Regions from separate parts of the Homo sapiens genome. Here region 2 is linked to region 1. A link is a contact called in ENCODE Hi-C or POLR2A ChIA-PET data. All regions are on one chromosome and are shown on one strand. Each heading gives the region's core, a stretch centred on a gene start or an enhancer-like site at or near the end of the contact. The rest is flanking DNA. Distances are from core to core; before and after follow the strand shown.

What was found. A loop is a pair of places that touch in the nucleus more often than their neighbours do. ChIA-PET counts read pairs that join two places held with the same protein, here RNA polymerase II (POLR2A). Pooled maps may share reads with other maps.
Region 2: a map of CD14-positive monocyte shows a loop between it and region 1 (2.3-fold over the local background). The contact joins the enhancer-like site here to the promoter of CACNA1C-IT3 in region 1. A Hi-C loop is called at or near these places in 3 of 168 maps with a recorded cell type or tissue (CD14-positive monocyte, ascending aorta and prostate gland) and 3 of 50 pooled maps. POLR2A ChIA-PET finds 5 or more read pairs at or near these places in 3 of 52 experiments (BJ, MCF 10A and activated T-cell).

The regions. Positions count from the first base shown.
Region 1 is chr12:2,266,803-2,274,050 of GRCh38, reverse strand. CACNA1C-IT3 (CACNA1C intronic transcript 3) reads right to left here and starts at 4,275. Exons shown (of 3, transcript NR_046769.1): 1 at 4,110-4,275. The region is part of intron 3 of CACNA1C (calcium voltage-gated channel subunit alpha1 C); the gene reads right to left. RefSeq lists an enhancer at 1-554 and a silencer at 3,449-3,647.
Region 2 is chr12:2,379,385-2,386,632 of GRCh38, reverse strand. All of the region lies in intron 3 of CACNA1C (calcium voltage-gated channel subunit alpha1 C), which reads right to left. Among named protein-coding and RNA genes, the nearest start is that of CACNA1C-IT3, 110 kb to the right of the region's middle. Within about 2 kb of position 2,457, at least 8 of the 41 ENCODE cell types and tissues checked have a DNase peak (open chromatin) inside an H3K27ac peak, as active enhancers do; they include ascending aorta, where a contact is called at or near this core.

The sequences.
Region 1 (7,248 bases), core at 3,026-5,525:
TTTAACACTGAGGCCAGGATAGCTCCTGCCGCGTGCTGGACAGGACGCAGGTGAACAAGCCCTGCCTGCTGGAGGCTGCCAAGCACAGCCCACACCCCTTGCATGGACAGTCGGTCAACAGCCACCCATCAGGTGCTCATCAGGTCAGGGGCACAGCCTGCACACACGTGCTGTCCAGGCATTTGCACTGAGGGAAACAGACAGCCTCCTTGACCCCCTCCCGTTCTCTGCCCCCTAACCAAGCCCGGGGTCAGGGAGAGGGGGTTGACCGTCTCCCTTCCCTGTAGGAACTTTCCCTATGTTGCCCTTTCAGATTTGCAAGCGTCTTCTCTTAGCCCATAGGAAATCGTGCAAAGTTCCTTGAACACCCCTCCGTCTATCTGAGCTTTGTTTGCCAAGTTACCCCAAGAAGTCTAGATTCTTCTTCTGGTTTCACTCTGATTTGATTCCCAGAAAAGGTCACATGCCTCTCCCCATCTCCAAAACCAGCAGCATGTCTCCATGGTTCTGGCCGTCCTGCTGGTCCTAACCCAGCAGCCTGGAGGAGCTCCCAGCCCACAGAAAGAGCCGGCTCTGGGAGTCCAGTTTCTTCTCTGCCAGCCCTGTACTTCCCCTAATGATCCGTGCCTGGGCCCTGGGCTCTCCACTTTGAGCTGTTGATACAGTTGGCCCTTTGCATTCTTGGTGATTCAACCAGCCACAGATAGAAAATATTTGAAAAGAAAATTTTTAATAAAAATAATATGACAATAAAAATCATACCAGTAAATGAAAACAGTACATCATAAGAACTATTTATATAGCACTTACACCGTATTAGGTAGTATAAGTAACCTGGAGATGATTTAAGGTACACAAGAGGATGTGCATAGGTTATATGAAAACACTATGCATTTTATGCAAGGGACTTGAGTACCTAAGGATTTTGGTATCCAAGGGGTTGGGGAGTCCTGGAACCAATCACCTGTGGATACCAAGGGACAACTGTATTTAGATTGGAAAAGATAAAAAAGTCACCTGGGCAAATAACCTTTAAACACTAGACTACAGTCAAGAAGCAAAGATATCACTGGGACCTTCTAACGCGGACAAAATTAAACTGTAATATGTAATATGAGCAGTTTCTTTTTAAGGGCCAACATCAGAGTCTTGTTTGCCTATAAACTGATTTCTTCTAGCTGTGGAGCTATTTTATTCTGATCCTGGGCCTACGAACATGTGTCCAATAGAACGGATAAATGTAACGTAGCACTAGTCATAGAAAGTGTCCCTGTTTCAGCGAAGGATCAAGTCCCAGGCAGTGGCCACAGCCCTTTTGCTGTCATCTCACGGCACAATGCAGAGGAAGCTCCACATTATAATACTGATGGGGTGAGAAGAACAACAAAGCAAATCAACTGCCTTGGAGTGACTGCTCTACACAGCCAACCGTCAAACTCCCATGATGCTGGCCCTAGGAATAACTTCCAGGAAGTTCAGCCTTTCTTGTGTTCTTAAGAAATTATAGCAAATTTACAGGCAAATCCACAGGTTTTCAGTTTTGGAATATCTGCTGTCTGGCTTCCGGCTCAAGGCATCAGTAGAGAAAGCAATAGGCTGCTTGGGAGGAGGTGACTGATGATACGAGGCAGACACCAGCCGGGGAAGCAGGAGGAGGCAGGAGGCAGAGGATGGTGATCCACAGGCATGGACAAGCCTTCAGGGCAGAACTGGAGCTGGAATCGAAGAATGGATAGGCTTTGGAGGGAAAGGTGAGGAAGGAGAGCTTTTCAGGCAGGGTAAGGCAGAGGTGAAAACAAGTAGGAGAATGGGGCCCATAAACAGATTTTCCTGGTGAAGCAGAGGGTTTGTGGCCAGGAATGGGCACAGCCAGACAGCAGATTGTAGACAGGATTGATTTGGCCTGCATCTCCAGACAAGCAACTCACTGAGGGGTTGTGAGCAAGGCAATAGCTCGATGGAAGAGATGCTTGGGGAACACTGGGGGATACTAGTCCCGTTGGTGGCCTTGCGGATGCTCCATCTCTCCAGAGTCCTAGGAGGATGCTCTGCCCAGAAGAGTATGCTTCTTGAAATAAATAAGAGCAAACATTTGCATGGCACATGGCATGCATTAAGCACTGTTTTCTGCACTTGACACACTTAAACATTTTTTTTTAGACAGTCTCACTCTCTCACCCAGGCTGGAGTACAGTGGTGTGATCACAGCTCACTGCAGCCTCAAACTCCTGGGCCCAGGCAATCCTCCTGCCTTAGCCTCCCAAGTAGCTGGGACTACAGGCATGCACCACCATGCTCTGCTAATTTTTTTTTTTGTAGAGATGGGGTTCACTATGTTTCCCAGGCTGGTGTCAAACTCCTGGGCTCAAGCAATTCTCCTGCCTCGGCCTCCCTAAATGCTGGCATTACAAGAGTGAGCCACCATGCCTGGCCTTGACACAATTTAAACTGTTTAATCTTCATACTAATTCCCTACCATAGACACTATTTTCATCCCCATTTTATAGATTAGGGTATCGAGGAACTAAAATGTTAAACAACTTATACCCAGCTAGTAAGTGGCAACACCAGGACTTGAACTCAGGCAGTCTGAGCTGGAATGGAAAGAGCGAACAGCCTTTGGAGGTACTCAGAATACCTAACTCCTTAAGCTACACTGCCTCATGGGGGAGATTCTCTCTGAGTACTTTTCCCAAGGCTCAGGGTAGCCTCCACTTCTCAAAAGGGAAAATACCCGCTCTGGGGCTGCACCTTGGACTTAAACCTACAGAAATGTTTTCCATTTAGAATGAAACTGGGAAGTAGAAACACAGGAGTCGAAGAACAACTGAATTTCACCCAAATTGGCCCTGGAAGCCATGAACTGGATCCCACACCCCACCCCTCACAGGCCCTTCCAACCCGGCCTGAGTAGTGGCAGGTGGCTACCCAATACTGGCTGGAGGTGACAGAGCCTATCGGGCCCAGGACCCTGTGGGACTCAGAAGAGGAAGAGACAGCTGGATGCGAAAGAAAAGTGTCTGCCATTACCCCAAACAGATCCACGTTGTCCTAGAGAGCAAGCAACAGGCCACCAGCCCTCGGCAAAGGGAGTGTCTAGACACCCTTCATCTCCCCTTTCATGCTTACTTCACCCACACCCCCCACCACCATCCAGCCCCTCCAGCCTGGCCAGAGAGGGGAATGGCTGTCTGTGCCAGCACTTGCTAATGATTTCATGTGCTCTCCCCGCAGGTGGAGTAAGACTTCACCCAAAAGAAGAATTGGAATAGTGGCAATACAGACATTGTGGCATCAGGATGGAGGTGACATTTGAGGACCACGAGCCCTACTTAAGACATCCCATGGCCAAGCTTAAACCAGAAAGGGAGTCCAATGACCTTCCACTCCTGCTTCCTCCATCCTGGCCTCCTGAGTTCCTGTCTGGCTGGGTGGCATGGCCGTGGGCTCTCTATACCGTAGAGGGTTCCATCACCACGTCTGGAGTGCTGTGGCCCCCACTCAAAGAGACTACTCGTGTTCTCTCACTGGAGAACTCAGGCCACTCAGCAAGACGGTTGCCTTGACCAATTCAAAAGCCTCAAAACATTGACATGAGGGGTCACTGAGTACGGCATTCTGGAAAGTGTAAGGCACTCCAGGTGTGGAGGGTTGAAGTGATTCAAGACAACTGCTCATAAAAGAATCAGGCCCTGCCCTCAAAAAGCTGACATTTCACAGAGAAGGAGGGTGTATGGGAGACATTTCAGAATTTCATTACAGCTGGCTCAAGGTAGTTTGCAAGGTAAACACACTAGTCTTGACGATGGAATACTTTAAGAGTCAGTAATAGCTTTCGAAGCTCGCCTTCTCAGGACGAGCCTTCTAGAGTTGGCTAAACAAGACAAATATTACAAATGAGCTCCAGCTCCCTGCTGGCTCCCCTAGACCCCTTCCACCCTCTGTTCCCTGACCCCGTGCCCTGGAAGCTTGGTGCATGGGGACTGCTTGAGGTGCCCGGCTCCCTGGCCCTCCAGCTTCAGGTTGGTTTGGCCAATGAGCAGTGTCAATAAGAGAGTGGAGATGGGAGGACAGAGAAGGCAGGGTGTTTTCTTTCCATGTCCCCCTACCTTGGTGTCTTGGTCCTGGCAGTGACAACATCCTTCCATGACTATGGTTTCTCCCTCATGGTCCTCCTCCCAGCTACAGCTCCCACCAGGCCCCCCAAACAGTATTTTCTCCCCTTCCTCCTCAGGCCCTAGGGTGATGACAGCTTCCCTCTAAGTTTAGCCCTGGGTGCCTCAATATCCCTTGCTGGTCTCCTTACCCCTCCATAAATATGCCCCTCAAGAAACTCTGTTCCGTTGAACCATCTGTGTAGAATTCTGTTTCCTATTATGATGCCAACTGAACACTCGGTACCCATTCTTTGTCCGTAGTCAAGGACAGCTTATACAGAAAACACAAAGCTTCCATGGTTAGAAGCTGGTTCCTGGCTTCCATGAGTGGCTGTACCCAAACCTGTCCTAAGTAGATAATCACCATTCTCGTTTTTCAAATTCTCCACAAAGACTGTACGACTGTACATCTATGTTATCTAGAGGGCTGTGTATGATTTTGAATCCAGAACCCAGGGGCTCAGAATTCCTCCACCCTAAACCTTCCTTCATCAGGAACTTCACTGTCACTCCCATCAGTAGAGAAGAGACAGTCTCAAAGTTCATTGAGCCCATCCCCTTAAGCACATACACAGATAGCAGAATTTAGGCAGGTTTAACCTAGGTGATTTCTTTCAGCCGGTCTATAAATCAAGAACTAATTCCCATGACTCCCTCCTGGCTCTAGAATGAGCATTCCCTCCCGGACTCCTTGGAATGTCTTTTGCATATTGAAGTCATTTTCCTCATTGCTCACCCTTCCCTGAGTAGACGCGGAGGCATTTTGTAACTGTCAGTGTTTTGACAAAGCATGAGTATTTAATCATGTGCCCGCTACTCCCTGTAACCCACACGGCACACAGGCTTGCTGGTACCTGCTGCCAGGGCAGGACAGTGGGCAGAGAGCCGGCAAGCACCCAAGACATCCGACCCTGGGCAGGGGGTGGGGACAAAGCCAAGGAGGTAAGACTCTCCCTTTCACAAGATGCTCAGAGTCTGCCCAAGGCCGAGTCTGTCTTCCATTCCACTTCAGGAAGGGAATGCTCAGCCCGGAATGAACAGCACCAAGATTAACTGGGACAGAAAGGACCATCTCGTTCTATCCCTTGCCTCTTCCGGAACTAAATCATCTTTGGCAGATGGTGTTTCTAGCCACAGTCTCCCGGGGAACCTCCCCCAGCGCCTAGCAACCTTCAGCATTGGGGAGCCCTTCCCGTGGTTTGGTCTAAATGCCCACGATGCTCCCAGGCTCAGGGGTCCACACTCCTCTGTCCATTAGGGTCCCTCAGAGGAACCCTCCCCCCAGGACACCACAGGTCCAACTGTTCCCTCGCTGGGAGCCCTTGGCCATCCCACCATGGGGCGAATGTGACCTCCCACTCCAGCCAACACTCCCCACACCCCCAGCCTGCCCAGGAGCATTTGCTTTTCAAAACTTCCCTTTCTTAAAAAAGACACAATTTTCCAAAGCCCAGGGAGTTAATCCATGAAATCTTCTGGAACAAGAGCAGCTGGCCCAGGCCTTGGATAAGTCGATCAACAAACATGCCAGAGCCCCGTGTGGTTCAAAACATTCTTTGTTCCAGCCACCGAGCCTGGATCTCGCTGGATCCTGCCGGTGAGTTGGCTTCTCAAAGTCACACCCCTCTGGCTGTCGACCCCACCCCTGCCATACCCTTGAAAGCTAAACCCTCTTCAGAGGGACCACATCATCACTTTCCCCTCAGTCTTTCCCTCTTTCAGAAACCACCTGAAGTGAAAATGTTTGGAGCCAGTCAAGGTTTGCTGACAATGGAAACAAACCAGTCCCTGGCACAAGGCACAGGCTGCTCAGTGTAAGTGGAGGCCCCATATGGTTGTTATTCTGGGAGAGAATCAAAGAACCTAAAAACCTGCTTCTTAGATGACAACAGGGGGAAAAACACACAAAAAAACCTGTTTTTTAAATACCCATTCTTCATTTTATGTGCAATCGATCCTGAACAGTGTCAGATGTTTGGCGGGTGCTCCGAGACCAAAAGAACAGTGGAAAAAAGGACTGGCGAGGCCAGCATGATTTCCCAAGTATCACCAGGGGGAATACCCCTCCCAGATGTGCCACAGGGAAGGAATTCCAGCAGGCTCCTTCCTCGCTGCCCTCCGCAGACACATTCCAACCCCCCTGCTCAGAGAGGGCGGGAAGCTGAGTGCAGCTGCCTGGCAAGGCTGAGCATCCTACTCTGGGATGAAGGAACTCTGGAAATTCATTTGCCCTTCTTATTATTCTGTTCTTTTACCTGAACTCTCTCTGGCTGGAGCTGAGCTTCGGGTTCTTTCTCCCTCTCAGCCTCAGTTTCTCATCTGTAAAATGGGCATGGCTGGAGGCCGTTATGAGAGATAGGATTCCATGTATCTTCATGGGGGCAGATGGTGAATCCGGCAGGTGCTCAGCTGTTTCCTCCCTGCCCAGTCCTGCCCACACCCTTTTCCCAAGCTTCCAAGGAGGCTCTGACAAGTACTGTACAAGAAGGCTTTGTTCCCTAGTTCCTAGTTGAGTGATCTAGGGCACAGCACTTAACCTCTCCTGACCTCAGTTTAGTCATTTTTAACTGGGGAGAATAATTATATATTATGAACCCAAAGCTCAGCTCCAGCCTGAGAGAGTTCAGGTGAAGGAACTGAATAATAAGAAGGGTAAATGAATTTCCCGGGTTCTCCTTGCCAGGCAGCTGCACCCCCTTGACTGCATGAACATTTCTTAAGCGCCCACCGTGGGCCAGGCACATGCTGGGCTTTGGAAACACAGCGCCGGGCAATACCCGTAGAACCCCTGCTCTCACAGAGACACTACACAAACCAGCCAAAGTCCACGTGAAGTAATGTGTGATTACAAATCCGGCTACATTTTATGGAGGTTTTAAAAAGGAAAGGAAGAAAGGTCCTGGCTCAACATAAGCGTTTAATAAATAACAGATACTCCTGTTATCACTGTGAGTAACCAGTCAGTGTAGCTTCATTATCCCTTGGTTGACAGAAGAGCAAAGAAAAGCTCAGAAGAGGTAAGTACATTTCCCTAGGCAGCACAGCCTGAAGAGAAACACTGGAATTCACACCCAGGCCTGCCCAGCTCGAG
Region 2 (7,248 bases), core at 1,208-3,707, 110 kb before region 1:
CCTGTGTGGGGAGGAGGTATAGGAAGAGCTCACACAGGACAAAGTACTGAGCTGAGTTTTGGAAGATGAACAGGTGCTTGCCAGGCAGACAAGGAAGTGACAGGCATTCCAGGCAGAAGAATCAGTGTGTCTAGGAGTAAAAACACAGAATGAGAAATAACATGGCACTCGTGTTTGGGCCACTGCAGTTGGTTGTGTGTGGCAGGACTGAAGAAAGTTGGGGGGAAGAGGAGAGTTTTTCTAAGAGATGAGGCTTGCTCAAGAGGCAGAAAGAGTCAGATCCTGGCTGGTGCTTCTCAACTCTGCTGCTCATCAGAATCAACCGGAGGAGCTTTAAAAAAATCATGTAAATACCTGAGCCGCAGCCAGTGATATCAGTGTTTAATGACTTGTTGGGGGGCAGGGGCTGATTTGTAGCATTTGCCAATTTCTATGATGTAAATACTCATGCCATGGTCAATTTCAAGCTACCAATGGGATGTCACTGACTGCAGAGTTGGGAGGAGATGTGTAGTAGCACACCATTATATAGTATTTCCACCCAGCAGATACAATCAATAGAAATTACCTCGAAAGGTAGTAAAGGCATCAGGCAAACCTGACTTTTGAGTATGTATTACCTTTGTTTTTAACATAATGTACTTACTTACAAGTTTGTATAATTTTTAATAATGGTCATTTAACAACCCACTCATAAGATTCCTGGAAGCGATGGCCTCTCCTGAGTCGCTGGGGCTGGTTCCAGCTGTAGGACACCACTGGCCCCACCCAGGCCCACTCTATGGAGTCACTACGGGTGAGACCCAGGCACGGGTAATTTTAAAAAGATCCCAGGTGATTCTAATATACACCCAGGGGTGAAAACCACCTATTTGTAGCCCATGTTAAGGAGTTTATAGTTATCCTAGGGGCCACTGAGGCCATTGCAGGATTTCAAGACTTTTAAACAGAAGCAATTTTACCAGGTTTGCTTCTTAGATGGGTGAGGCAGCCACAGAGTGACAGGTGAACTAAGAATGGAGGGAGGCAGGGGGACCCGTCAAGAGACTGTTGCAAATTTCCAGGCAAAAGCTGCCAGGGGCCTACCTAAGGCTACAGAGGGAGGGAGGTCATGGAGAGACAGCAGCGGGTCCTAGCTGCCCTTGGGTGTAGGGGTGCTAAGTGGATAAGGTGAGGGGGATACAGGAACAATTTTAGTTGCTGGTGGAGACTGAGAAAGTTGAGGAAGTTGTTTTCTGATCACCTCATTTTTTTTTTTTCCTATCAGAACTAGGTGATGAGGTTCCGTTGCCGGGAGAGGGAGGCAGGCATCAGAAAAGCCTCTGGCCCGGCCGTGCAGTACCTGGCTGTGTGCATCTGAGGGGGCCGGTCTTCCTGTCTATAAAGCCAGGGAGCTCAAGCAGATCCCTCTGAAGTCTCTTCCAGCATGGAGACTCTGATTCCATCACACTGGCATTTGCTCATGTTTTCACTTTCTTAACTTCCCCGGTGACTCAAATTACAACTTGTTATGGGTATAAAGCCTCATTTTCTCTGGGAATCTGGACTACGTCTTTGTAAGTCTTCAGCTCGGGGCAGGCAGTTTCAATCCTTGGGGAGCGAGCACTATGCTTACTTCGCTCTCATCTCCCTCCTTTCACGGTCAGTTGGCTCCCCTCCCTGAGGCTGACCACTCCCAGCCCCTTTCCAGATGGCGTCTAATAAAGCCGAATGGGACAGAGACGTACCTTCTGGATAACTACGCATGCAGTAAATTCTAGCAGACCAAAAAGTAAAAAGATTTGCTAAGCCAAGGAGTGGGCTTTGCTCAAATTGCAAAGGAATTTCTCCAAAGGCCTCTTGCAATGCCTTGCTATGGAGTTCATCTGTCCCTGCAGTGCCTCTACTGGTACTATACTATGCCACGGTGAGGACCAAGACTGCAAGAGGCTGGAGACCCAGGTTGCAGGTTGCCCATGTGGCTTACTCTCCCTCCACCTCCCTTCCCTTTCACTGTTGCTGCTCAGAGAAGGAAAAGTGCAGGGTTGTCTACCAGGAAAAGAAAAATAGGGCATGTACACAAACGGAGAAAGGGAGGCTGGGGTTGAAAAAGAGTCATGAACTGGAGAGACTGACCATGGGCTTTTGTTAGAAAGAAAAAAAGGAGACAACAACAGGGTGCCAGGAGACCTCTAATTGTGCTCATTCTTGCTAGAGTCCTTCATGGACTCTAGGCTCAGTTCCGAATCCACGACCAAAGTAGATGAACTTGGAGTAAGATCCAACAACATAAGGTGATTAGGGTCAGAAAGAACAACTTGCACAGAAAGGGTGAAAGACGCACAATGTGTAACCTGGAGGAAAGACAGTAGAAACAAGATGTAACAAACATCTTCGAGAATATGAAGAACTCTTACACAAAGACAGTACAGTAACCCGCGATTCTCCGCCAAGGAGCATGCAGATGAGTCACCTGCGAGAAAACTTGAGTGCAACAGTGTTTCTGGTGGCACTGCTGCTAACCTGGGTGGTGTGTGATCCACAGAAGGAAGGCAGCTTGTCTGGAGGGTTTTAAAAATCAGAGTGGTCCTTATCAGTTTGCTGAGGTTCAGATGAGGTTCTCCATGTAGGGGTGGCAAATGCATTCACAACCTCTCAAGTACCTTGCACCCGGAGGATCTGTGATTTCCCTGCTCATTAGCACCTTTGGCAGAAAGGGAAGCCAGGATGAAATGCTAATCAATTAGATTTCCTGCTCATTAACAGCTCTTCTGAAATGATTAAAGGAGGAAGTGAGAACCAACAGACAAATTCAGGACTGGGCCCTGGCCTCTTCTTCTGCCCTCTGGCCCATTCTGCAGGGCGTTGTCTTGCACTGGCTTCTCACTGGGGCAAAGGGTACTTCACTGTATTTTTGGTTCCTTCTATTTTGACGTGGTTTGAGTGTTCAGCTCTCCCCAGCAAGGCATGGGAAAAGGCTCTTTTCCTTGCCTTGGCTCTGAGACAAAATCCTTTCTTAGGATGATTATTATTGCTATTCACATTATCATTGCAGACGAGGCAGTGAAAATTCCCTACTTACTCTGCTGTCTCATTGGATCGCCTCCTCTGTCTGGGAATTCAGGCTTTCCATTTATAACTCCACTGGTTTATCGTAGGGTTGAAGCTGACCCCTCGCTCAACCGGACATGAAGACATCATTACTTAGAAACCAAGGACAAAGGGCACATTCCTGCCACCCAACGAACTACAGCTATGTTGCTGATCTCTTACCACCCAGGAGTGGTTACGATTATTCCAATGACAGTAAGACCAGGCAAAGGGGGAAATTCCAGGCCCCTAGGTTAAGCATCGCCACGAGACAACCCGCTTTAGTCTCCACTGCTCTTGTTTGCCTTTGCTCCCACCCACCCTTCTTTTCCTGAGCCTTCCAAATGCTACAGGTGCTGCTTGCATATGATCATAGTAATAGCTACACTCGTTTAGTGCTTACAAGCCAGGCACACCTACACAGCACAGCACCCCATTTTATGGAAGAGAAGGCTGATAAACCACTTGCCTGGATCACACAGTTCATTAATGATAGTGCTGGGACTTGAATCCAGGATTACAAACTAGTTCCAGCTGATCTAGAGTGCATTAGGGAACACTGCCTCTCTTACCTACAAGTGGCCTTGGTCCAGCCTGCTGAGCCCAGAGCTAAGCAGCTTCCCAGCTCTGATCCCAGTGACTAATACCAAGGCTTTCCCCATCCTGTGGGACTCTCAAGAACAGCTGAAAGGCGGTTGTGTCAATAAGCCCATCTCAAGATCTCGGATGAGCTCTATTCTAAGTCAGTCAGTTCCACATCGATGCAAGTTCCTTTCAAATACTCATGGGTTATTTTCTTATTTAATGAGGAGGTAAAGGGTGCCCAGGGCAAAATACATTCTGGGATTTGCCAGTTCAGGAACATTTGCTTATGGGATATATGACTGGTTTCGAATCTCAGCACACACAAGGTTGGCTCCTACATCTCTCCTTTCTGTCTCTCACAGCCTCGATGTTCACATAAGCTCAGAGCTCCCCCTATGATATGATTCAGACACAAGCAGCACAGGATTGAAATGTGAATTGCCAATTTAGAGAAGTCTGTAAGCTTCTTGTGCTGTGGCTGCCTTTGGTGGTTCTCATGATGGCTGTAGGTCCTTCTCAGAATAATGTTCTTAAATGGAAATAAAGGATTGCAAATAAAGCCAGTTATGTTGAAATATAGATATCAAAAATATTTAAAGACAATTTTGTAATACACAAATATGCATGCTTCTTTGATAATATGTTAAATAACAAAATCTAGTGGATTACCAGAATTTTGAAGTAGTATTGAAAGCAAACAATATTTTTGAGATATTTGCAACCATCTTAACGTGATAAGAAAATATCCATGGTTTCTAATGGTGGACAAAGTAACAGAAACTGCTAATGCTATTGTGGTGTGTTGTCTATACTTGCGAAGGAATACCGTGAGAAATTTCGGCTAGAAGCCTGTGATAATAAAGATCCAGTTATTCTCCAAGTTCATAAACCCTCTGGAATTCCATCTATAGACTTCATGAACCCCAGTTTAAGAAGGGAATGTTTGGGAAAACAAATGACACAGAGAGGGATGGGTCTGCCCCAGGCTGGAGGCAGCACTTGCTTTGAAGGAGGGCCCTCTGATTGTTGGGCTGTCCCTGGGATCCATCTGCAGAATCCTCCCAGATGTTCTGATTCTCAGAGTTGTTTCTATCTTCTCCCAGGATACCTCCAAGGACTGGGAGATTTTCTTAAGCATCCCCATAGTCAAAGTCATTATTATTAATTTGTTAGTAAAATTCCAAATGAGAAATGCTGCCGATTGCTCTGAGATCATTCTATCTGAGTGAAAGCTAGAGATGGTGAGATGATGAGAAGGTAGCCAGTCTGGGGAAACTGGGTTAGTTCTCTACGACAAGGAAACCACCAAGGCTGCCCAATAGTGGAAATGGTCTTCAGGGTTAGCCCCAGGATTGCTACAGTGTCCTGGGGTGGAGGGCCTTACATCGAGGAAAACCTGGAGGCAAGGAGCCAGGCTTCCCAGGGCTGTTGCAGATGAGGTGGGAACACCAGAACCACCATATCTGGGGAACTTTCCTGGAAGGCTACTTGGTCAATACTTTTAAAGCAGCTAATTTATAGGGCATTTCTGACCGAGTATCCATCATCTGTCTCTACAACCTGAATGCTGAGTTTGTCTGAGCTGACAACACACGTTAGGTTTGGAAGTTCTAAAATCATAATCGGGAAGAGGAAGATGGATCCTTGGGGAGCATCTCACTTGGTGGCCCTTAGCCTTTGGTTCAGGGACCTCTGAGAATCACAGGCAATGGCCTTTTAGCTCCTGACAAATGCCTGACACACATTCACATTTTATATATAATTTCAGGAACTTCAAGGACTCTTGGAAGCCTGATCTAACCTCCCTTCCTCCATTCAGAGATGACAAAACTGAGGACAGAGGAGTGAGGGACTTCCCACAACCACAGGCAGCCAGCTTGAGTGTGTCTGCTGCACAGTTCACAGCAGGTCCTGGAAGGCAGATGGCCATGGACGTGGAGACCTTGCAAAGGGCCACATCCCTGGAAATTGCTTCTCTTCTTTCACACACCTCAGTCCCCCTCCCCATCCCACGTGCTGCTGGGAAAAAGCACACGGGCCAGCTGGGAAGGAGGTTGCACCTTCCGTAGGTGATCCTTGGTGATGTGCCTCTGCCTTAGGACACCATCCATCTTACGTGCTGTAATGAGGACATTGCCCCCCACCCACTCCCAAGCAGGGCCCCCAAAGAGGCCAGTCATGTTATTTAAGGCTTTATCTCTACACAAATAATAAATGCAGAGATCACAGGCATGGGGAAGTTAATTAGTATTATTGTGTCTTTAATTCTAACATTGCTCACTGGCAGAGCCCTTTCGTGCCAGCCTTAAGCCAAGAACAACCTTTGTGATACTCACTTGGACAAACCCCTTGTGTATGTGATGAAAGAGGGATGGGGGAACACTGGGAATCTAACCAACCTATTAAGAGCCCAGTTTATCAGAAGAGGTCAGTACCGGGCTCCCAGAGGGGTGAAAAACATCAGCTGCAGACAGAGAGCAACTGAATGCTCCTTGCTACCACCTAAACACACAGATGGAATGCCTGCATGCCCTCTTGCTATCGTTCCAATCTTTTAGAAGCTATATTTGAATCCTAATACCATTGTCCAGGTACTGCTTTTTAGTCACCTCAATTGCAAGATTGTGCCTGTAAAGAAACAGGCAGCGTCACGTGTTAAAGCTTGCAAAGCCAAGTCCAAAAATAGCCATGCAAGCACCATGCAAGTTAGGGTTAGACTACACAGATGCTACAGGAAACAATTCACACCAGGACGACATCTGTCTTCCAGAGAACACAATCTACCATCAATAACTTGGACACAGAAAAGGATACAAGGGACACCCAGCCACTTGGGCAGAGTGTTGAACACGTGCTTAAGCTGACTTGACCATCACGTGGGTGGGGATGGGAACCAGGGGACCTGTGCCAAAGGAGAGCTGGTAATATTATGTCTTTTTTTTTTTTTTGAGACGGAGTCTCGCTCTGTCGCCCAGGCTGGAGTGCAGTGGCGGGATCTCGGCTCACTGCAAGCTCCGCCTCCCGGGTTCACGCCATTCTCCTGCCTCAGCCTCCCAAGTAGCTGGGACTACAGGCGCCCGCCACTACGCCCGGCTAATTTTTTGTATTTTTAGTAGAGACGGGGTTTCACCGTTTTAGCCGGGATGGTCTCGATCTCCTGACCTCGTGATCCGCCCGCCTCGGCCTCCCAAAGTGCTGGGATTACAGGCGTGAGCCACCGCGCCCGGCCATGTCTTTATTTATATTATTATGTCCCGCATCATGGCAGGCTCTCTGTAATGGGTGAAGGAAGCTCAATGTCACTTCCAGATGACTGTGCCATGTGACCATGGGCCAGTTACTTACGTCTCAGGGCTTGCATCCCTTCCTCACCAGTAAAATGAGAGATGGACTGGACAATCTCTACCACCCAGACAGCCTCACACTCCTAGGAGGCAGACCAAGAAAAAGCTGTTCTATCGGGAGCGTCAAGATCCTCCAATTCCTGTACACTTTTAACAACGTGCCTTCTTCCTTGTCCCCAGCCCCAGGGTGAGTAAAATTCTCAGGGTTAAAAGCTTTTTCCACTTATGCTAAAATGTGGAAGAGAAAACC